4 separate regions of the Homo sapiens genome follow, and regions 2, 3 and 4 are each linked to region 1. The links are chromatin contacts, found by Hi-C or POLR2A ChIA-PET in ENCODE. All regions are on one chromosome and are shown on one strand. The core of a region is the stretch at or near the end of the contact, and the rest is flanking DNA. Distances in the headings are between cores, read along the strand shown.

Evidence for each region. Hi-C counts contacts between places; a loop is a spot of excess contacts on that map. ChIA-PET counts read pairs that join two places held with the same protein, here RNA polymerase II (POLR2A). Pooled maps may share reads with other maps.
Region 2: a pooled map shows a loop between it and region 1 (10-fold over the local background). The contact joins the enhancer-like site here to the promoter of MIR222HG in region 1. A Hi-C loop is called at or near these places in 7 of 37 single-sample maps with no recorded cell type and 10 of 50 pooled maps.
Region 3: a loop to region 1 is called in a map of mammary epithelial cell, with 9 times the contacts of the local background. The contact joins the enhancer-like site here to the promoter of MIR222HG in region 1. A Hi-C loop is called at or near these places in 4 of 168 maps with a recorded cell type or tissue (Calu3, IMR-90, aorta and 1 more) and 5 of 50 pooled maps. POLR2A ChIA-PET finds 5 or more read pairs at or near these places in 4 of 52 experiments (Caco-2, MCF 10A, activated CD4-positive, alpha-beta T cell and 1 more).
Region 4: a map of endothelial cell of umbilical vein shows a loop between it and region 1 (7-fold over the local background). The contact joins the promoter of DIPK2B here to the promoter of MIR222HG in region 1. A Hi-C loop is called at or near these places in 3 of 168 maps with a recorded cell type or tissue (Right ventricle myocardium inferior, endothelial cell of umbilical vein and heart left ventricle) and 7 of 50 pooled maps. POLR2A ChIA-PET finds 5 or more read pairs at or near these places in 2 of 52 experiments (PC-3 and endothelial cell of umbilical vein).

Annotation. Positions count from the first base shown.
Region 1 is chrX:45,766,700-45,772,648 of GRCh38, reverse strand. It overlaps MIR222HG (miR222/221 cluster host gene), which reads left to right and starts at 2,382. Exons shown (of 2, transcript NR_170290.1): 1 at 2,382-2,564; 2 at 2,697-5,949.
Region 2 is chrX:45,067,248-45,073,196 of GRCh38, reverse strand. KDM6A (lysine demethylase 6A) reads right to left here. Exons shown (of 30, transcript NM_001291415.2): 18 at 2,840-3,618. Among named protein-coding and RNA genes, the nearest start is that of DIPK2B, 130 kb to the left of the region's middle. Within about 2 kb of position 2,621, at least 3 of the 41 ENCODE cell types and tissues checked have a DNase peak (open chromatin) inside an H3K27ac peak, as active enhancers do.
Region 3 is chrX:46,373,445-46,379,393 of GRCh38, reverse strand. No RefSeq gene overlaps it. Among named protein-coding and RNA genes, the nearest start is that of LINC01186, 49 kb to the right of the region's middle. Within about 2 kb of position 2,738, at least 4 of the 41 ENCODE cell types and tissues checked have a DNase peak (open chromatin) inside an H3K27ac peak, as active enhancers do.
Region 4 is chrX:45,197,469-45,203,417 of GRCh38, reverse strand. DIPK2B (divergent protein kinase domain 2B) reads left to right here and starts at 2,542. Exons shown (of 5, transcript NM_176819.4): 1 at 2,542-2,824. The coding sequence starts at 2,592.

The DNA.
Region 1 (5,949 bases), core at 1,133-3,632:
CATATAATTATAGACTTTATGTTCTGTATCTTAGCAAGGTAACTGTCTTTAAGCCAATAAAACTTAATACATTACTACTGAAGTATGAATAAGTTTTAATAACTGAGAAATACATACACATGGTTAAAGTAGAATTCAAAAGTGTAATTTGGAAGTGCTCTCGAAATAGTTTCGTGTGATTTTAATTTCTGAAAATTAATTCTGTATGTAAATTGAATGTAGTGTTTATTCCAGTAAAACCCTGCAGGAAGTCTTTTTATAAAGTGAATAATCAACTCCTGAATTAACTGTTATACATGGTTTCAGTGTGTATACCTTTTCTGTGCTCTCATCTACCAATCTGAAAATTAGACATCTGAACATTTTTCTGTGTTTCAAATGTTGGATGTATTTCCTGTATTGTAATAAAACTAGTTATCCATCAAGGCATAATCAACAATAAATGCCAAGCCTTAGTCAGAGCAGTTGCTGACTTTGCTGAAGGTTAAAGGAAGTATGCTGAAAAGAGATAACTGTAGTTAAATTGCTCAGCCCAAGCCTTCCAGATTTTTCATGTGGGGAATTGCCCTTCTTATTACTGTATTCTTCCTGTCTACATAATACCTGGGAACAATTTACTCCATGTAATGCCACTCCCATCTTGGTAGTGAAGTTTTTACTGAAGAGGAAGACTACTAGGGCATGTCAGTATATTTAATTGGAATTTTCACTGGTGGTTTTCAAGTTTTTATTTCACAGCTTTTAGGCAGGTCGAGACTAAAGGACTGTACAGATTTTTTGGTGATGTGATTGTATTACGTGTGTGCTGTGTGTGACTAGCTCAGCTTAGAGTGTGAATTGCAGTAAATGCAAAAGTGAAAGCTGCAACATGGCTCTCATGCTCCCAACCACTTCCTGAAGAACCCGCCGCGCGGGCCCCAGACTTAGAGACTTGAATCTTCAGGATGGAAGGAGTCCAAGTCCCTCATGGTAAAGACCTCAAGTAAACCTAAATGTAGAAAACCTGTTTGCTACTCTTGTGTGAATTAAAACGTTTGGTTGCCTCCATTGTAAAAATTTCAGTGCACAGTTCTGAAATTTAAAATATTAGGGAACAGAGCCAGAGCGTTGCCATACCTTAAAAATAATCTTGCATCTCTCCTGTTTACATGATTCAATTCTTGAAACCAGTTGGAATGTGCGTCCTGATCTCTAAATGTACAAGTTATTTAAAAAAAATGTGAGCTTGTCAGCTTAGCTACAGCCACCAGTCTAATAAAACTGAGTCACATCCAAATGGGCTGCACTTAAACTACCCTCCCATTCTAGGGAAAACGTGGCTGGAGGAGGCAGTCTGAGTCATCACCTGGTTTGTTTGACATACACTTCCTTCCATAAATTGGGAATGGCAAGCGGCACAGTGTTCTGGGCTTGCCTGGGAGAAGGAGCTGTTGCAGTCTTGCACGATCAAAATAGGGCCTTTAGGTTTGAAGGATGAGGTTGAGCCCATATTTTGACTCCAAATGTCGGGGGAGGGGAGAAGAAGTCGACAGATCCAAACAAGGAACATTTGTAAGTACCATTTTTGGAGGTCGGAGCAATGGTAGGGGTGTTCGCAGTTGAATTTCTTCCTAAACATAAAAGGTGTTTAAGAGACAAATTGGGGGCATTCAAATAAAAATAAATGGGTATCTAGTTCACAAAGTGGGCTCGTTTACTTAACAAGAGTGTCCTTGATGTGTACAGTTTAAAATGATTGAGAGAGAGATGATTTGTTAGTTACCATACGAATCTGTTCTGGCAATGTTTAATTTCACTTAATTTATTTAACTATTTTAAAAGAAATGTATTTCACTTAGGAATCTTTTCATGGCCAATTTGAATCTCCTTCAGGGGTATTTTGAGGGGATGGGAAGAGAGGCTCATGTGTCTCGCACATTTTCTTACAGCGGTTTTGCAGAGGCTCACTGGAGCTTTTTAAAATAAAAAAGTTTAGAATGTAAAATTATTGGAGACTATAGAGGAAGGGGAAGGAGGAGTAGATTTATAGCTGAAGTGGGTTTGTAAACTCAGCGTCTGCTTTGGGATTATTTTTTAATATGTGCCAGACATTCTTCTGATTTTCATCCTGGCTTGGTTGTGGCTCTTTCTCTGTCTGTGTGAGGCTGGGGTGTTCCCTGTTTTAAAGCCGTAGTTGTCGCAGCCTGGGCGTTTTCTGTTTCGGCTTATGGCTTTTTTTCTCTTTTCCTGAATGAGTGTCCTTTGTGTAACCCCAGTAATTCAGAAATCCTGCAGTCATAGGGACTGCCCTATCATGTGACTTAGGTACTAGGTGCTGGCTGCGATTGGTCAGCAGCTAATTGGCGGGTCCCTATAAGAGGTCTTGGGTCGGGCGTCCGGCCACTCTCCTGCCTGGGCTGCTGCTCAACGGGGGCTGGGGGTGTGTGGGGCGGGGGTGGTCTGTCCAGTGATTCAGCCACATGTGATAGATGACCAAGTGACTGCTTTCTTGGAGTCCGCACACCAGTGGAAGACTCTCAAAGTGGTTGTGACCGACTTGATCAAACTCTAGGCTTCCTGAACTGGTAACTGTCACTTTAATATAGGTTACTGATTAAACTCAGAAAAATGCAGCTTAAAATCTTTGCCAGGAACTTGTGTGGACTTATTCCCTGTTCCCCCCCCCACCCCCCTTGTTCTGATTTGTTTTGTCACAGGAATGAAATGCAGATAACTCTTTAGAAAACTTTTGTAGGAAAAGCGCCTCGTGTGATCTGGAACAAAGACGTTTTATAATCAGATTTATCAAGCTGCGAAGAGGGAGTTTTAGTGAACGGAAGCAGCAGCATTCTGTCACCAGGAAATACTCCTTTATCCAGAATTGGTAAGTGAAAAGTGGCATTGCTCCCTAATAGATATCATATGCGTGTGTGGGAATTGAAAAATTGTTCACAGACCCCTAACAACTGTGTTGAACAGAGAACACATAAACAGTGAGGAGTTCTAAAAAAGAGCAGCACGAGAATACCGCATAAAGACTGAGAAGAAGCCAGGTAATTAACAAAAATGAGCTGAGTGCTATCAGTTTAGCTAAACATATGTAATACAGCTAGATTTGGTTGTTTTATTTTTTCTTGTTAGTGGAGGAGAAACATAAAATCAGAATGGGCTGTTTAGTAGAATTGCGACATTAACTTTCCATGGATGTAGATTTCCATTTAGTCTGAATAGCATGTATGAAATTTGAAGGGATGCTTTCAGAATTAGTCTACTTGCCCTCCTTTCCTTTCCTCTGCATTAAGATGTCAAGTATTTAGTTAGAACCTTACAAGATGAAAGTTGTACAAAATGAAAGTTCAAGTAATGCGTCGGAAACACCTCTCCTGATTGGGAAGGGTAGATTACAATGGCAATAGATTTTTGTTTTTTGTTTCTTACATTTGTGTCACGAATTTTAAGTTTGTTCTATTGGATTACATTAGTACAGCAAAAGGGGGGTTATTTCTATCTATATGGTTCATGACATTTTGAGAGGTCGTGATTAGTAGTTCTTACTGGTTTCGTATGCGTGTTCCTGCCTGTTGAATTCAGTTTTCTAATCTTGAATCTGAGCTGCCTTTATGTTAAAGGGTTCTAGAAAAAGACAATAAAGCTTTGAATACCCGTGTTATATACAACAGGTTCCTGTTCATGATGTATAAGGTAACGCAATTTTATTTTAGGCATGAATGTCTAATTTCTTGATTTGGCTTCTTAAGAATATACTGAAAAGGTTGAATAGAATAAGAAAAAGAACATTAGAAAAGAATGGTGGGTGACTGCCTGATTTTACTAGTTTCTTATTGGTCAATAGAAGTAATCATGTGATGTCTACTTATAGAAGCAAATGGAAAAAATTTTTCTTCTTTAACTGCTAACAAGTATATAGGCAATTTTAGCAATCTTCATTTATTAATTTGAATATATAATTATAACTGTTATTAACAGAATAAGTTTTGGGTAATATAGGAAATAATAATTATTTCTTTCTTTTTAAGCCAAATTGGAAGTTGAATCTACTTTTGGTTCCTGTTCTGTTACTTTCAAAATCTTAAAATCCTTAACTCAAAAGGGAAAATGTATAATAAAACAGGATAGCAGTGCTGAAATTTCTCTCTCTTAGCAGTGGAGTGGGATGAGGGTGGGGGAGGGAGATGAATCTAGTGAGATATATTAATTGTTTTTTCCCCCTCTTGTATACTTGGATAACTTTTGAGATCAGTTTTCTCAGACTAGCAGCTCTCAAGACTTTTGCATAAGTATTTATTCTTAAAGAAATAGAAAGACAAGATAAGCACGGCTCTTAAGGGCAGGTCCTCCAATAAGTCAGGAAACGGGTGATCCAAACTTGTGAACATGACAAGTCAATTTGACTTAATTAAGGAATGGCATTAGTTTTCTTGAAGCACATGAATTTATAGGTTTTTAGAGTCTTGAAGACAGAAAAATGGCAACAAAGCATTAAGGTATTTACAGATAATTTATATTCAACTGCTAGCTTATGTTTTCAACTCTGTATTTCATGTAAGTAAATACTTGGGGAGAACATGATGATTTAATAATCTGGATAAATACTGCCGTGCCTGTTGGAAAAAAGCCTCTAATTTTTAGGTTTTCCTCATCCATTTAAAATCCATTGTTTTGAATGACAAAATGTGATAGAAACAGGTTGGAACAGTAAATGCTAGAAAGTATATCCCAGAAGAATTAACTGAGAACTTCATGTTTTCAATTCTATTTGCCGTTCTCTGTTCTCAATTTGTTAATTTTTAAAAGTACATCGAAAGTGAGTAGCATTGCTTGCTCTGAATTCTCCTCTGGGGTCATTGAGAGTATTCACATTTTCGTATACCCTGTTAAAAGATATTAATGCCATGCATATGCCTTTGTCTTTGTGGGTGTGTAAAACAACAAACTGAAGGGATCTGGTCAAGAGACAGACCTCAAAATAATTTCTCTGAAATAGTGTTTGAATTTGCATGTTCGGGAACGTAAATGCTTTCCCTTTGGGCTTGTTTCTTAAGTTTTTGGTGTAGTATACAGTTTTACCCAATTAAATTTTTCTTTTGAGGTCTGTATATGTATGGGTGTCTATATTTGATTTGAAGGGGGAGTTTTAATCATTAGTGAAACAAGTGGCTGTTTGTTAGAACCCAGATAAGCCTCATAGTGTTGTTCCTATGACAACTGAGTAGTTGGGTGTTGAAATGTAGCTTTAAGTTCTTGGTTTGGAAATGTCATTCAGACCTCCCACTATAGTCTCATTGAGTAGGAGGATAATGAGAAGGGGAAAAACCATGAAGCAACATAAGTATCTCCGTTCGTTTCATGTCTTCCTGACTTGTCTTTGTGTACAGGATCGCCATGGGAGTGGTAAACATAGGTCTTGAACAAAGCAATACTTCAATTAAAAAAATACATGGAAAGGGTCAGAAAAGTTGGGGAAGATAAATAACAACACATGGGGGCAATAAAGAGGCAAGAGAAATAGGCTTCCATGGGTTTCTGCAAATCCTTTATCCAGTGCTGACCAGCAGTGAGAACATCTTGAACCAGTTATTGTATAGCTCTTCAAGAGCTGTGAATTTCCTTAAAATGCAATGTGGAGAAAATTCCTTTGGTAGCAGGATGGTTTACCACTTTGGCATAACGTTTATTCATCTCCCCCAGGCAGACTACAGAGGATACTGTGTTCTTTTAAGGCACATGTTTTTAAACCAGTTGTTCATTTGTCATTTAATAGCTTTTGTCTTTTTTCTATGGGAAAGACAAGGTTGTACTATTAAAATAGTGATAAAATTTAAGTATTTTATTCTATATTCAAAAAGTGCTTTTGAAAAGTACTTAGAAAAAGATTGTTTGAGACCTGTTGTTTGTGGAAATGTCTGTCAATGGAGAATCTATGGAGCACTGTATTTGAGGAGAGGGATT
Region 2 (5,949 bases), core at 1,372-3,871, 700 kb after region 1:
TGTCCTTTGCAGGGACATGGATGAAGCTGGAAACCATCATTCTGAGCAAATTATCACAAGGACGGAAAACCAAATACTGCATGTTCTCACTCATAGCTAGGAACTGAACAATGAGAACACATGGACACAGGGTGAGGAACATCACACACCGGGGCCTGCTGTGGGGTGGAAGGCAGGGGGAGGGATAGCATTGGGAGAAATATCTAATGTAAATGACAGGTTGATGGGTGCAGCTGGCCAGCATGGCACATGTATACCTATGAAACGAGCCTGCACATTGTGCACATGTACCCTAGAACTTAAAGTATATATATGTATATATATATATATTATTATATTTTTTTAAATAATATACAATTTATTAATACAAACTTATGAAAACTGCTACTATACACAGTTTGTAACTTGGGGAACAGAACATAGCTCCATGGAACTCTTTCTGACAATATTCCTCCTTAGGTCCCATGCAGTTCATGATGTTAGTTTTGAACCTCCAAATCTTCCCCATTTTCTAGCAACTGTCCTGAGTCTACAGAGAGTGGATGAGAGAGAAAGCCCCTGCTCCAGCAGTTAGAGCAGCAGTACCTAGGAAACAGGACAGAGGCCCCAGCAGATGAGTGAGGAGCAGGTAGAAGACAGTCAAACTGGCAGTGAATCAAGGCACTGTCTAAGGAGAGCCAAGTGTAGCATTTAATCTGAACACTCCCTATTTTCTGTAGGCCCAGAGTTGAACTGAATGATAGCCTAACTTCAAAAAAAAAACTAATATAAAAACCTATAATATAAAAATTTCTAAAGAAACAAATTTTAGGAACTCAAGAACCTCACTATATGCTTTAGAAGAATTTCATTTAGAGATCATCCAATGTCCTCTTAAGTTACTGACCTTAAAAAATCTTGTAAGACAGTTAAGATTAATTACAGCAATCACCATGTTGTAGGTCACTAAGGAAAATGCTGCCAACAACGTGGACCCAATAAAGAAAAAAATAAAATATAAAAAAGGATGTAATTTCTGCCCTAGTCTATGTCAGAATAACAACTAAATAGTTAAAATTTGACAGGAAATAATGAAATAGAAACTAACAGAAATAGAAACTAATAGAAAATGAAACAAAGACCAGCTGGGCACAGTGGCTCACGCCTGTAATCCCAGCACTTTGGGAGGCAGAGGCAGGTGGAACACTTGAGGTTGGGAGTTCAAGACCAGCCTGACCAACATGGAGAAACCCCGTCTCTACTAAAAAATACAAAATTAGCCAGGTGTGGTGCTGCATGCCTGTAATCCCACCCAGCTACTTGGGAGGCTTGAGGCAGGAGAATCGCTTGAACCTGGGAGGCAGAGCGTGCGGTAAGTTGAAATCGCGCCATTGCACTCCAGCCTGGGCAACAAGAGCGAAACTGTCTTAAAAAAAGACAAGAAAAGACAAGAAAAGACAAGAAAAGACAAGAAAAGAAAAGAAAACACAGACCAAAAGGTATTTTTAACACTCAAACTCTTTAAAGAAAAATGACTATAGTGTAATTTATAGTAAAGTTCTAGTGTCACAATTAAAGCGATAAATTTAAATTAATTGAAATTTCTTCTCCATACTCCATTGCTCCTACCCCACATCCCTCCCAAGCAGCAAACTTATATATAAATAAAATTTAATTTCACCTCAATCATTCGTCAGTGACAAACATTTAACGGTAGACCCAGGATACCTTCTAATAAAATAATCTGAACAACAGAAAAGATAATCACACTTTTACATAACAATAAATAAGACATATAAGTACTAGCAACTGCAGGAAGAGGTTTATATGGCTATAAATAAGAATTGTTTTGAACTTTAAAATGTAAAAGCTATATTAAATGGTCAATGTAGCCAAACTAGAACTAATGTTTATAATTTCTATTTATAGAATGGTTATTTTCTATATATCATGACAATCTACAACCAAAAAAAGATCTTTTTAAAATCTACTATATGTCTGCTCAAACTTAACATTTAATGTATCAGAAAATATTACAGAATTATTTGTTTGTTCCAGTTATGTTAACTAAATTTCATTCAAGATTTAGTCACTTATAGAGGACAACAACTACAAGTAAATGAGAAAAATTATATATGTGTCATATACAATGAAAAGGCCAGTAAGAATCTATATGTCCTCCAAATATCAGAGAAAGATGATGCTGCCTGATCCTTTGATTCTTCTTTTGTGGGACAGAGGAGGTTCATTTCTTCATAAATTTCTGAGGCCCTGCCCTTCCTAGACTAGCAGAATATGTCTGGCTCCTTCCAGAATGGCTGACAGTCTGTCATGTCTCTCCACTGCCCATTGCCCCTGACCTCTTCCTTCCTCTTCTGCCTGCTTTATAACCTCTTCTAGATTCAAACAGTCCAGTTTTCTCAATTGTAAGCAAAGACTAGCCTTGATAAGTGATGGGGTCCATTCCTAGCCTAACATTTAATAGGCTCTGATAAAAAAAAAAAAAAAACCCATAGGGTTTTCCAGCCTTGCTGTATTTGGCCAAATATGATTTAACCCATTCTCTTGTTTAAATCCCCAGAGCGAAGTCAATCACACTGAAGCTGACAACCTAGTAACCAGTAGAGGGCAGTAACAGCACAATCAGACACACCCACTCAAAATAAGCAATTTACAGGAATACTTCTCACATCTGATTTGACTACAACATCTAAGCAAAATAAAGCTTCTGTCAAACTCTTAGATGAATGACTACACCATCTTTTGCTTACTTCCCATATCTTAAACGGTCCAAATTTCAGCATTCTGATCATGCCAGTAAGTCAAACATTTTCACTTTGATGAACTTTCCCACACTAACCTGCATGCCTTCAGAACTTCTGCTGAGCTGGGGTATATGGACACAGACATTGATGGTATGATCTGTGGACTAGGTTTGTGGTTAACCAGAAGCAGATCTGTTTTCATGGGGCTCTGAGATTCTTCCATCCCTTCTCCATTAATTGTGTGTAGCCCACTGTGAGGGCTGTTAAGGCTGGTAACACTGTTTGTGGTTGTCTGCTCAGTGGATTTTGGAGAAGGTGTTGCTGTTGAAATGGCTGAAGATGGTGAAGAGGCAACAGAGTTATCAGTCTTTGTATGAACAGCTGGGTGGATGTTATTGACTTTGTCACAGGTTCCAGTACCCACATTGTTATTGGCTTTTCCCATCAACAAGGCAGAGAGCTGAGGATTGTCTGAACTTAGTAAACCTGGTGACTTAGAATCTCCATGGCTAGGACTGCAAACAGCATCTGCCGTCATCTGATGGACATGATTAGGAAGTCCCTCGACACTGGCAGTGCTGTTAGGTGTCTCTCCAGTGTGCCTGCTTGTTTCAGGCACCGTCAATATGTTTCCTGAAGGCTTGCTCTCTTTGGTTAAGGTAATGCCTTGTTGTCCACCTGAGGTAGCAGTGTGAGAGGAGAGGTGATTGAGAGCAGCCCCCTGTGTTACTGAATTGCTAGGCAGGGTGGGATGTCCGTTCTGATTCTGAATACCAGAGCCAGCTGCCTGGAGATGCTGGGAAGGCCCAGTGGAAGAGAGAGGTCGTTCACCATTAGGACCTGCCGAATGTGAACTCTGACCTTTGTGAAGCCCCTAAAAAGAAAGAAAAATAGTTTAAATCTAATATTAAGCAAACTCAGAATATACAGAATTTAAAATATTAAAGAGAAAAGCCACTAAAAATAAATATCTAACTGTATAAGATAATTTGACCCAAGTCCTAAAGTTATCAAAAAGTACCTGCAACTTAGCTAATCAGTATTTAACATCTTTAGAGAAATTTTTCTTCCTTGCTATCTAAAATGACTCCATTATTAGTGTAGAATAAACTACTTCAGATGAAGCATTACAAATTTTAAGTTCCAATATACATATTTTCATCTCTAAAATCAGACATGGATAGACATATATCATCATTAATAATTAAAAGCTATGACCATGGATCAACATAAACCAACTCTCACTGGTCTGTGATCTGTTAAAAGATTAATATAGAAAGTGAGTTCATTAAGCCTTTAAAATTATCATTAAAATATAATCTTCTGTAATTCAAATCCTATTGTTAAAGTAGCTATCCTCAAAATTAAGGGCAGAACTATTAAATCTATGAAAATATTTCAAAAAATACCTAAAGTTTCCCCATCTATCCATCCACACATATTTAGAAGACTAGATAGGCTTGGTGCAGTGGCTTATGTCTGTAATCCCAGCACTCTGGAAGGCCGAGGCAGGAGGATCGTTTGAGGCCAGGAGTTCGAGACCAGGCTGGGCAACACAATGAGACTCCGTCTCCACAAAAGAAAAAGAGAGAGAGAAAGGGAAAGGGAAAGGGAAAGGGAAAGGGAAAGAGAAAGAGAAAGAGAAAGAGAAAGAGAAAGAGAAAGAAGAGAGAGGAGAGAGGAGGGAGAGAGGGGAGAGAGGGAAGGAAAGCAGGCAGACAAGCTAGGTGTGTTGACAAGTGTGCCTGTAGTCCAGCTACACAGGAGGCCAAGGTGGGAGGATCTCTTGAGCCCAGGAGTTTGAGCCAGCAGTGAGCTAAGATGGTGCCACTGTACTCCAGCCTGGGTGACAGAGCAGAACCTTGTGTCTCTCTTTTTTTTTTTTTTTTTTAAAAAAAAAGGGGAGAAAAAGACATTTTAAGTCTCCACTAATGACTTTGAGATAAACTTTATTTTTCATCACCTGAATTTGAAAACTTAGAAAAATACACTGCTACTGTTAAAGCAATCTGAGGGGGCAGTATACTAACAGTTAATAGAAGTTTTAAGACTAGAGGAAGATCACTTAGGGCATTTAATAGAATGAAAATATGATAACTGGAACTAATTTTTACCTGAAATTTGCCTCTGGTGTCACAGAGAAACTTCTTTAAGAAGAATATTTTCATTTCATTTTACTTACAAAATAATTAAATAGGACAGCCAATTTTTCAGCAACACTGATTAAAGTAACATTGGAATCATAAAACGAGTTTACATTTGGAGTTGAGATTACTTCAGCAACAAGGTTAGAGCATTTTGTCAGTAATAAGCTATAAAAGAATAAAACTATAGCTGATAACAAGATATTTATATACTAAAAGGTGCATTTAATCATCTAGTTAAAGTCAGCTAGCATGCCCCTAAAATCAGTTTCTGAAGCTGAAAATTTTAAACTAATGTTTTTACTCAATAGGCTTATCTACCTAAAACACTAGATATATTAAAAGTTGATACACATTGGCCAGGCGCAGTGGCTCACACCTGGAATCCCAGCACATTGGGAGGCCAAGGCAGGCAGATCACCTAAGGTCAGAAGTTCAAGACCAGCCTGGTCAACATGGTGAAGCCCTGTCTCTATTAAAATACAAAAATTAGCCGGGCATGGTGGTGGGCACCTGTAATCCCAGCTACTCGGGAGGCTGAGGCAGGAGAATCACTTGAACCTAGGAGGCGGAGGTTGCAGTGAGCCAAGATCGCACCACTGCACTCCAGGCTTGGCGACAGAGCCAGGCTCCATCTCAAAAAAAAAAAAAAAAACAAAAAAAAGATACACACCAGTGAGTGTGTAAAGGAGTGCAATTAGTTGTAAATGATTTAATAAGTAACAAAGTTCAATCATAATAAAGGAAGGTTGAAATTTGTAAGTTACATGAAAATTTCTCATAAAGCAAAAACACTGCATATTATAATCATATCAATATTTAAAATATTATCCAAGAAAGTCTGGGTAGGTGAGTTAAAATTTCATCAAATGTAAAATATTTAATTCAGAGGCCAATTATTTAACAAATACACTGATTACAATATGCAGAAATGTGACAAAGTAACTATTTTATTACATCTTCTCTATCTGCAAATCAAGGTATTTTAAGCTACAAATTCTTTAGAGTACTTGCTGAATAATCACCTACAATTAATATAATTTTACTTTCATATCTTAAAT
Region 3 (5,949 bases), core at 1,489-3,988, 610 kb before region 1:
CATTTCTCACAAGGTGAACATCATTCATTTAAAACTGGTCTGATTGTCCCATAGAACTAATATTTATGGTTTTTTAAATAAATATAGAAATTGACCCTCCCTGGTCTTAAAATTAGAAACTTACATTTGTCTCATCTGAGTTCGTTCCTTAGGAAACCGACCCTCAGGCAAGGGACTGAAACTCATCAGATCACTGCATCTGGACAATGAGATGCCAGACCCCTCATCCATCATCATTGCTTTCTTTCCCCTCCTTAATTCCTGTTTTCCCACCTTCCCTACTATATAAAACCCCCAGTTGGAGAGATGGGTTTGAGACTTTATCTGTCGTTCTCCTTGGTCACAGCACCCAATTAAAGCCTTCTTCCCTGGTAATACTCATTGTTTCAGTGGTTGGCGTTCTGTGTGGCCATCAGCAGGGCCTGGACTGAATCCCTGGCATTTCGGCAACACAATTAAAAAATGTTTATCACATGCCTAGGTACTGGGTATACTTTTGGTGCACCAAAGTTTCTGTCTTCATAGAACTTACATGTCAGATTGTGAAGGTATTTTGAAGAAAAAAAAATGCTCTGGTGGGTGAATGTAAGGCATTTTAGGGAAATATTGTGTTGTCTTCTGTGGCTGCTGAATAGGTTGCAGGGGGTTGGGATAGTGGGAAATCATCTGGCTTGGAAAAGTAAACAGAAGTCAGATCATGAATGGCCTTGTATGCCAAACTGAGGTGTATTTTGCTTTTCATTTTGTTTTGCTTTGTTTGTTTCTGGCTTGGCAATAGGGAACCACTGGAAGTTTTGAAGATGATCTGGGTGCTTTATGCTGTTAGACCAATGTGCTTTAGAAGATGAACTTTGGCTTAATATGAGACAGTTGGAAGAACTGGGTGAAGGGAAGGAAGCCACTTCAGAGGCAAGAGTTAAGAAGGATCTGAACTAGAATATGGGCCATTGCAACAGAAAGGGAGAGAGAAGAAAAAAATTGCAGAGATGGAATTATGGTAATTAGCAATTGATGGAACATAGAGCTGCTGAAGAGGTTTTAAGCCTGAAAGAAAAGTTATTGGCCGGGCACAGTGGCTTATACCTGTAATCCCAGCACTTTGGGAGGCCGAGGCGGGTGGATCACCTGAGGTCAGGAGTTTGAGACCAGCCTGGCCAACATGGCGAAACCTCATCTCTACTAAAAATATAAAAATTAGCTGGGTGTGGTGGCACACGCCTGTAATCCCAGCTACTTAAGAGGCTGAGGCAGGAGAATTGCTTGAACCTGGGAGGTGGAGGTTGCAGTGAGCTGAAATTGCACCACTGCACTCCAGCCTGGGCGACAGAGCGAGACTCTGTCTCAAAAAAAAAAAACAAAAAAAAAAAAAAAAAGAAAAGTTATTGCTATTGAAGAGACTGCAAGCACAGGAGGGGGAAGTTGAGGTGCAGATTATAATAGATTGTTCCAATAAGAACACGTGGACACAGGGAAGGGAACAACACACACTGGCGCCAGTTGGGGGGTGAGGGACGGGGGGAGGGGAGCATTAGGACAAATAGCTAATGCATACAGGGCTTAAAACCCAGATGACGGGGGCCGGGCACGGTGGCTCACGCCTGTAATCCCAGCACTTTGGGAGGCTGAGGCGGGTGGATCACGAGGTCAAGAGATCGAGACCATCCTGGCTAACAAGGTGAAGCCCTGTCTCTTCTAAAAACAAAAAACAAAAACAAAACAAACAAAAAAACCACCTAGATGACGGATGAAGGGTTGATAGGTGCAGCAAACCCCCATGGCACACGTTTACCTATGCAACAAACCTACACGTTCTGCACTTGTATTCTTAAAAAATAATATTAATAGGCTAGGCATGGTGGTTCACGCCTGTAATCCCAGCACTTTGGGAGGCCGAGGTGGGCGGATCACGAAGTCAGGAGTTCGAGACCAGTCTGGCCAAAGTAGTGAAACCCCGTCTCTACTAAAAATACAAAAAATTAGCCGGGTGTGGTGGTGTGTGCCTGTAATCCCTGCTACTCAGGAGGCTGAGGCAGGACAGTCACTTGAACTTGGGAGGCAGAGGTTGCGGTGAGCCGAGACCACACCATTGCACTCCAGCCTGGGCGACAGTGCGACACTCCATCTTGAAAAAACGTAATAATAACAATAATAATGATAATAGATTGTCCCACTTCCTTCCCTCTGCCAAAGGATAATCCAGAACATCACGGTGCCAAGATGTGAGCTTCATCTGGCTAAGTCCACTAAACTATTTTTTTAAGAAAAATGATTCAAACAAGCTATCTGAGCTCTGGATTTGGGATTTCTCAGTATTATTTAAAAAATAATTTTAAGCACGGTCATGATATCTTTAACAGTTTTGAAACCTTTATTTTTCCATTTTAATTTAAAATAAAAATCGCATCTGTAAAACACTGTTAAGAATGGGATATATCAGCAAATAAAAAATGGACTCAGAAGACATAGTGAATTAATGTAAGATTGACTGTGGATTTTATTTTTCACACTGATATTTTGGCTTCTATAGACTAGAGAGATACTCTGTGAGTTTTATGATGATGTTTTTCCATGTTGTATGAGTGAACCATGGCATTGTTCTTTGAACATCTGTGTAAATGGCTCTGAAAACCTGAGAGAGAATAGTCAGCCCTGAACACAGGGAGGCAATGTTGCTTAAAGAAACAGAAAGACCCGGGCTCCTGACTCTCTGCTTCTTGCCGGTTGTGTTAACTTCTATACAAATAGCTTGACAAGCTATTTAGCCCCTCAGTGCCTCTGTCTCCTCATCTTTAAGATGGAAATTAAAAATGCCTATTTCAGATGGTTGCCATGAGAGTTACATGATAAAGGGCAGGTAAAGCACTTACTTGTGTGGGGCCTGCCTTGTGGTCAGCGTCAGTGACCATTCTATTTCTGTTGGGTGTGCTCAGCTGTTGGCCCAGGAGCAGGGCTGCTGCTTACCCAGGCTGTTACTCTGTGCCTCTGCTCAGTCAACCCAGAGTATTCCTGCATTTGATTGCTTTCTGCATGTCATCAATGTAGTGATGTGGAATCGTGGTGTGAAAGCTGAAGTACCTTTTAGAGATGTTACCTTTTGTATTCTCATTTTTTCCTGTGTTACTGTGTTAGCTTCTGGCTCTTTAGGGGGGAATATTGTGTTAGCTTCTGGCTCTTTGGGGGGAAATTGTTTAGGCACAGGAAAGAGAGATTTTTTTTTTCTTGATAAGTTTTTTTTTCTCAGTAGGGTTCTGTTTCCACATTTCCAAGTATGGCTTACTTAAGCTCAGGTATTCAGCAGGTGAATCTGAGGCTGGGGTCAGGATGAGATATCTAATGACTAATACGTTATCAAAGTCTGTGGTGAGTTTATATGTCTTCCCTATGGATATTTGAACAATTTGAATCATCGTCTCCCACTGTCACTTTCTACCCTGGAAATCTGGGAGTAACCTACCAAGCGTATGTAAATTACCCAGTGATATAAAAAGCCATCCTTTTCACATTCCACAAAAAACATTGACCATCTAGCTGAAGGACTTTCCAGTTTCAGTTGCATGTTTTATAAGAAAAAAAAAATCCCTTAAACCAAATAGCTAAGAGCTAACATACAAAATGAGGCCTTTTCTCATCTCCCCTCCACTTTCACCAGCACAAGCAAAGTGGTGGTAAAATATACAAGAAAAAGTGCCTGTTTTGTAGGGTTGTTTTAAAATGTGCTCCCTTCAAGTTTCTTGGGTCCTTTTGTCCCAGTTTCCATGGGATTTAGGAAATGGTGAGCAAACATGCCCATAGCTGTTTAGGAAAAATAGCCCATAGCTATTTGCTATGGGCAGGTACTTATTTTCTTGGCCTTGTGATATGAAGAGTGTGGGAGGTCCAAGAAAGGGCTATGGGCCCTGAAGGCCATGCCATTTCAAAAACTGGATAGCTCTGGTTCAAGCAAAAAAAAAAAAGAAAGAAAGGAAAAAAAAAATCTCCGAATGCTAGAATTCCATCTTCAATTAAAAATCGATCCTCATTCCACCATTGGAGAAATAATTGGCATGATCAATCATATGGGTGTCAGTTGCCTGTCAAAGCAAAGTTGTTACTGTTGTGCTCTCCCCATCACCTTTTCAGAAAACTGGCAAATTCTACCATTCTGGGGAGCACTGCCCTCTGTGATAAAGAGAGAAAAGAGATGTATCTAGATGTGATCTAGAAGATTTTTTATGTACTATGCCTAGCTTAAATTCAGAGTACAATGTGTTTGAGGATGGTTAGCTGTGAGATGAAATTTGTAAACTTTGTGCTGTGCCCATCTCATTTCTGTACTATTTTCCACATGCTTTTTACTAGTTCTTGGTACAAGTGGAAGCAGAAAGTGATTCTGCTCACTTTCACGTGTATTAAACTGTGTTCAGCTTTCATATAGTTCTCATAACTGAGTTTTGAGACCAATATTAGCTGGTCTTTCATAGCAACGTATGTATTAATTTTCTCTTCCAACTTGATTTCACTTGCACTTTTTCTCCCTCATGAATATTCTTTGAGGATAACATTTCTACTGAAAACTCCTTATCTTCCCAGATATGTTTGTGAGAATTAACTAAACCTGTGTCTAACTCAAGAAAAAAACCCCACTTCAGTTCACTTGCTTAAGTATTTGAAAATAACTTTGCTCTTTCTTTTCAAGAAATAACTCTTTTCCCATTTTTTAAAACATTGAACTTCCTTATTAATTTCTTTGTTTATTGTGTAAGGGCCTAATTAATGACTCACAAAAAGTTGTTCATGGGATTGAAGAAACTGATCTTGTTAAAGGTGTCTTAAGTGGGGGAATATGTGAAATCTTCCCCACAGGCATTCATGGTTTTGACATGTTGGTTTATGTTTCCTGAGATCTAGTTTTCTTTTCAAGCTCGTATTTTTACAGTCTGTAAACATCCCTCTCAGCTCATGTATACATGTGCATACACACCCACACAACACAAATCAGTTTATTTGGTTAATGAAATTAAGTAACTGGACAGTTAGGTTTTTCAAAGTTGAGGCAGGTTGTCTGAGACTTAGAGGGGAAAAAGGCTGTTATGTGATCAGTTTGTTGCTCAAAGCCAGGTATGAGGGAGGGGGGTCCCATGAATCCACAGCAGCCATCCTGATTCTCGCTGACACAGGTCACACACTTCAGCACGAGAAAAGCCTTTACTCAAGGATGCTGTGATAATGCCTCAAGCAATTGTGGAACGATGATTCTGGGAACCAGAAATAGACATGCTCTTCTTGTAGTCATTTATTGCTCTCACGTAAACCATAAATCCAATGGTTAATTAAGTACCTAAGTATTTGTAGAAGACATTGTGAAGCATTATCTCAAAACAGGCATTTTCAAAAATGAAAAAGGTCAGCACTTGTAATAAGAGGGAAGTATGCTGAAATTTACTCCACATATTTTTATAGATATTTGACTTAAATAGTGACATTTTGGACCACTGAATAACTGCACACATTTTTATAGATATTTGACTTAAATAGTGACATTTTGGACCACTGAATATAAATAGAGAACAACTATTAGCAATGCTACTGATTGGGATTCTATTTCTATTATTAATTTCAACTAATTTTAAAAGATGAGTTTTTTTAGTTTGTCTTATTAAAAGTGTCCATCAGTAAGATATGGTAAGCTACTATTTCATATTATGTGGGAAATTAATGCTCTTATACTTCCTGAAAATGAAGCCATTTTCTGTTCATGTATTGACCAAATGGCTGATTATTACCTAGCAAAAAATATTATTACTTTTTCAGTTCATTCAATCAATGATGCTTTCTGAGCGCCTACTATAGTGAGGTACAGGACTGGGCACATTGAAGAATACAGTTCAGAGAAGATTTTCCTATTCCTAGAACACATCTAGTTTTTTTCTATCTCAATTTTTCATTTACTTCTGTCCTGTCCACCTATAA
Region 4 (5,949 bases), core at 1,293-3,792, 570 kb after region 1:
CTTTTTGACCTAGAACTAACTTTGGGACATTCCAGAGGACCCCTGTAATGTCTGAAAAGATCTGTGCATAATTTTTGATAGTAGATTGTAGCCATATTTGTTGTTTTTGAGTTTTATTGTCTATTTGTAGACTGGACTGAATTCTGAATTCATCTTTATTCCTCCAATCCAATTTTTTCCCATTTTTCAGACTTGAAATCACTCAGAACAAGATGTGCTCTGTTCCTGAAACCCTGCCAGGCAGTTATAGACAACTTGATGTGACTTCTGAGGACAACCCTTATGCCTGATATGTGGACCACTCAGGAAGATCATTGAAACCCTCAGTACCATAACCAGAGACATTCAAACTGCAAACCAGAAAAATATGTTTCAAGCTCAAATCTAGCAATCTTGTTAACTAAATTTCCTCTGGACTCAGACTGAATTTATAGTTTGCTCTAGTCATTGACCTTTGGTTTTCTTTTGTTTCTCTAGAAATGTTAGTTGAGTTGGTTTGTGAGGACCTTGGCTAAGGAACATACTGCAGTCTTTCAGTATTATCCTCCTGGTAGTCATCATAATCTCCCTGGTGAACTACATTCACTTGAGGGTCTTAAATGTGTGTTCACAGTCATCAACGGTATGCCAGATGATCTCACTGTAATTAGAGCAACAAAAATGAGATGAACAACAAAAGGAATCTTTCCTCAATGAGCTTGATGTTGTGACTTATGAGTTTCACACTGAGACAAGGACAACTTAGCCATGATGGTCACAGAGAGTGGAGCTTATGCCCAAGTTTTAGTCAATATCTCTTAAATGAGAGGCTGATCAAAAAGGATGAATTATGTTTTAAAATTCTAATTGGAAGGCCATTAGACTGAGGTGGCTCTGGCACTTTAAATTCCTGTGTGAACAAACCAAAGCCTAATGTAAATAGTAAATTTAAACTAGAAATTGTACCAATCAAAAAAATCACCAATTAATCTCTAACTAGGGACTTTCCACTCTAACCAATAAAAATTGTTTTCTTTGTCCTGCTTCTGCAAACACTATAAAAGTTTCCTTTCTTGCCCCTCCCAGCAGAATGTTTGCAGTCTGATACTGCCCTGATTCATGAATCGCTGAATATTCAAATAAACTCTTTAAAATTTAAATGTGCTTAAGTTTTTCTTTTATCACACCTGACACCAAAAGCATGATTCAAAAAGAAAAAATTAACAAATTGGACTTCAAAATCAAAACTTTCACTCTGCAGAAGACTCTGTTAAAAGAATAAAAGACAAGTTAGCCCTGGGGAGAAAATATTTGCAAGCCACATATCCAACAGAGGACTCGGATCTAGAATATATAAACAAGCGTCAAAACTCACCAATAAAAAGCAAACATGACCAGACATTTTACTGAGGAAGCTATACAAATGCTAATAAGCACGTGCTTCATCATCAGAAAATTGCCTTTACCTGCTCTTCCCACCAATCTTTAGCAAAACTTGTCAATTGTCCAGAGGCAATCCCCACTCCCTCTTACCTCCCTTTTCCTCACCCCCAGCCCCATCTTCCTATGCACTTTCTCATATTTTCAAACCGTGCCCCGCTCCCCACCTCCACCCTCTCACAGAATGTGAGGCAGCCTGACTTCCCTGATTTGGTTCTCAGAGGTTCTCTCTACTCCCAAATTAGCACTTCCATCTACTCCATGCTGCGGACCTTATCTTGGTATCCTGAGGAAGGCAATCCTGGGGCAGTTAAATCCTACCAAATCCGGCCAAGCCACCCCGAGAAGTGAAGCAAGTTGGTAAAGGAAGAGAAGCTTTCAGGTCTGTGGGAGAGGGATAGACACAGCTGTGTGCTGTCAGAGGGCTCTTTCTGGTGCTCCCCTCATCATGCCACAGAGGCCACCGGGTTCTTTCTGGTCTCTTGTTCTCAGACCAGCAAGAGAAGATGGACTAACCTGAGGTTTTCTCTTCCCTAAGCAGCAAAAAGCTTTCAAATCAGTGCTAAATGTGCCAGTTAATGGCAAGCAAGCTAACCTCTAGTTATTTCACAGGCAAATATGGTAAAAGTGGGGGAAGGAGGGCTGATTAAGGGGCAGGACAAATGACCTAGCACAGAGGGGTCAAAAATTGGGGTGCACGTGTAATCCATAGGGACAGATAAACCTGGAATTAAAACAGTGGAGGGTGGAGGCTTTCAGGATCCTTTGAAACTCCCAGGTGGAACGCAGGTTGGACACACATCCTGCATGGACCTTTCCTGCCCTGCCGGGATATCCTGTGTTTGTCAAAAGGACCACACAGGGAAGCCCTGACAATTGTCCTTCCCGAAATCTGCCAGCGAGCCCCTCCCCAGCCTGAAGCAGCCACCCCCGGCAAAGGAAGAGTAACTCTGGAAACAGCGTTATCAGCATCCTCCACTGACTTCCTCACCTCCTCCCCAGCCTCATTAGCCCCAAGCTCCTCAGCATCCTCAAAGAGAAACCTGGGAGGCTGGGATGGGGTCAGCACCCAGAAGCCAGCCCCCTCTGACAGCTTCCTCTTTGGCCAAGCCCTGCCTCTGTACAGCCTCGAGTGGACAGCCAGAGGCTGCAGCTGGAGCCCAGAGCCCAAGATGGAGCCCCAGCTGGGGCCTGAGGCTGCCGCCCTCCGCCCTGGCTGGCTGGCCCTGCTGCTGTGGGTCTCAGCCCTGAGCTGTTCTTTCTCCTTGCCAGCTTCTTCCCTTTCTTCTCTGGTGCCCCAAGTCAGAACCAGCTACAATTTTGGAAGGACTTTCCTCGGTCTTGATAAATGCAATGCCTGCATCGGGACATCTATTTGCAAGAAGTTCTTTAAAGAAGAAATAAGGTCAGAATATCAATCAAATAACTCTGAATCACAAAATTCTGTTCCCTTCTTGTGAAGATGTCCAGGAATTTGTTGAAAAGGAATCAGGATGTAATATGGGTGGGAGCTGAAACAAATCCATTTAATCAGAGTGGTAATGGTCTGAAGTTGGGGTGGGTAAGAGGGCAAGATGTGAAGCCAAATTCCAGCCCTAAATGCTAAATCCAACATTTCCTTTTGAACTGAAAGCTTGAAGTTTTCTTTCCTATGAATGGAGTAGCCTGGGACTGTTGAGTTTATCAAGTTCATTTCTCACAGTGGGCGGGAAATAAAATTTATAGAAAGCCTACAATGTGACACCTATTTTAAATCATTGTGAGAGTTAATGGTGTTCCCCCATTATTGAGGTGGTAAGCTGAGACATAGCCAGATAAAGTGACTTCAGTGGGGGGAAATGGGTAACTCTGTGAGATGATGGGACCCATTTCACTATATATATGTATCTTACAACATCGTGTTGTATACTTTAAATATACACAATAAAATTTATTTTTTAAAAAAGATTAAGTAACTTGCACAAGGTCACCACCGAATAAGTAGCAGCTGTGGAATTCAAACCAGGACGGTTTGCTCCAAAGTTTCTGAGCCAGCTTTCTGTTGTGAGAGATTGCCTTGATCAGAGGAAAACTGGAGCTTAGTAAATTGCAATGCACATGGCTCTCAGCAAAGAATGGCATCACACTTGGAATTTAAGCCTATCAACACACAGTCCATGAGCCTTTACCACAGCCAAACTCTAGCAGGTACTGGGGTGACAGCAACTATAACTCTGGTCATTGCCTTCCTGGAGGTCAGGACAAGGGGGTCATGTTATAAATAATAATAATAAGGCTTTGTCTGATGCAGGGCAGTGTAAAGGACCTCCAGGAGCTCCATTAATTCCAAATGGGAACTGGGGAAGGGCTTCCCCAGGAGAAGGTATTCTGAGCAAAGCCTTTTAAAGGATGAGCTGAAAAGTAACGGGAAGTGAAGGGCTTAAGGTGGAAGTAACATCTTAAGCAAAGGTGTGGGAAGAAGTGAGAGGTGCTTAGCTAGAGCATGGGGTGTATGTGGAGGCATGACAGAGGAGGAGGTTGAAGGGATATATGGGGCAGGGGGTCTTTAATTGCCATGCCAAGGAATTGGGGCCTTAATCTTGTGGACCAGTGGTTTCCAGTCTTTTTAGTACCAAAGACCCTTTGTCATATATATGCCCTTTCTCCTCCATCTTCCTCAAAGGACCTAACTTACGCTTTTAAGATTTGGTGACCAAACAAAAGGCATTAATTAACAATGATTTTATTTGCAATCTGTATTAATCAAAGACATCTTTGCTTACTCAACCAAATTACTAAATAGAAATAATAGATAGAAATACCAATCAAAAATGTTAAACTTCTTTTGTGAGGTATTTTATGGAGTTGGTGTGGACTTTTCCTATTAAGCCTTTTTAAAGGCATATTAAGCGTTTTTAAAGGCATTTTTGAAAGACCACTGATTGAGGAATCTCTACTGCAGGCCATGCTGAGAGTGTTAGGCTGGGGAGGGGCAACATGAGACCTGTGATTTGGGAAGAGCTCGTGCAAAGTGGACAGGACGGACTGGTGGTGTTGGCAGGGGCTGTGAGACCAGTTGCCATAGTCCAGGACACAAGTCACTGGGAACAAAGTAGAACAGGAAGGATACAGGTCAGTTCAGCTATAGAGTCATCCTGTTGACCAACACTATGCGAGAGGAAATAAATATGCAGATGTTGGATGTGAACTCAAGGTTTTCCGCCTAGGAAAAGAGATAAAGAGGACCAAGAACACAGGTGAAGCAATGCTGATTCCTTGGAGAGAGGCAATAAGAAGGCAGACATATTTTTTAAAAGGAGGGAGAGAAATTTAAGGATTCAACTGAGGAAGAGCTCTAGGATGACTGCATATTCACCAAAGGGCAATAAATGAAGTTTTTCTTACTAGCATTTGGCAGATGCTAGCCAAAATCAGAAAGCATTTCCCTAAATAGGTTTGCATTCCGTTAGAGTCCAGGATATTACTTCATCTCCCTTAGAATTCATGTTCCATGTGCCCGTGAAAGGGAAGTGTGCAGATACAAGCAGGAAAACACCAGGCAGGGCAGATTGGGGTTTATAGCTCTGCACATTGAGAATGGTCATCCTCAGCACAAAGAGGCAGAGAGAGGCAGTCAGTGGGTCTGGGGAGGTGGTCCTGTTTAGAGTCCTTTTCTCTACAATATAAATACCTTTTTTCTTATTATCAAAGTCGTGCCTGTTTATTTTAGTATTTTCAGGAAAGGTTGATTAAAGAAAGCACAAAATAAAATCACATATAATTCTTCCACCAAGAGATCACCCCTTAGTCAACATTTTGTTGCATTTCCTTGCCACCCTTTTTCTAAGTGTGAATTAAGAAATTTTTTAACAAAAATGTGAACATGCTGTGTATACTTTTTGGAAACTACTATTTAACAGTATATCAGGAACATCTTTCCACATTATTAAATGATCTTCCACACACTTTGATTTTTAACAGGTTCATGGTATTCAATTGCATCAATCAACCATAATTTATTTAACTATTTAAGCATAACTTATTTAATTATTTAACTATAATTTATTAAAACCACCACTGTGAAACTAGAGTTTTTTTATTTCATTTTTTGGTATTATAAACAGTTCTATGTCAAACATCCCTGTAGCTATGTTTTGTGCACATGAGTGACGAATTCCTTATGACAAACTCCTAAAAGTGAAATTTCTGGGTCAAAAAGACAAAATTGAAGGAGATATATATATCTAAATGGAGGCTTCTACTTATAAAGCTCACTTCTTGCACACTTACAAATATTTAGTACTTTTTTTTAGTTTGAATTTCTTCTGAGTTGAACCCTTTTTCAGATTTATTGACCATTTGTATTTCTTCTTTGCTAAACTGTCTACAGGTTCACATCCTTTGCCTCTCTTTCTAATGGTGTATTTGTTCGTTGTCTTCTTTTGGATCTCCAAACATTTTCCCACTTTAAAAAAGTGATTACCAGCCAGGCGAGGTGGCTCACACCTGTAATCCCAGCACTTTGGGAGGCCGAGGCGGGCAAATCACGAG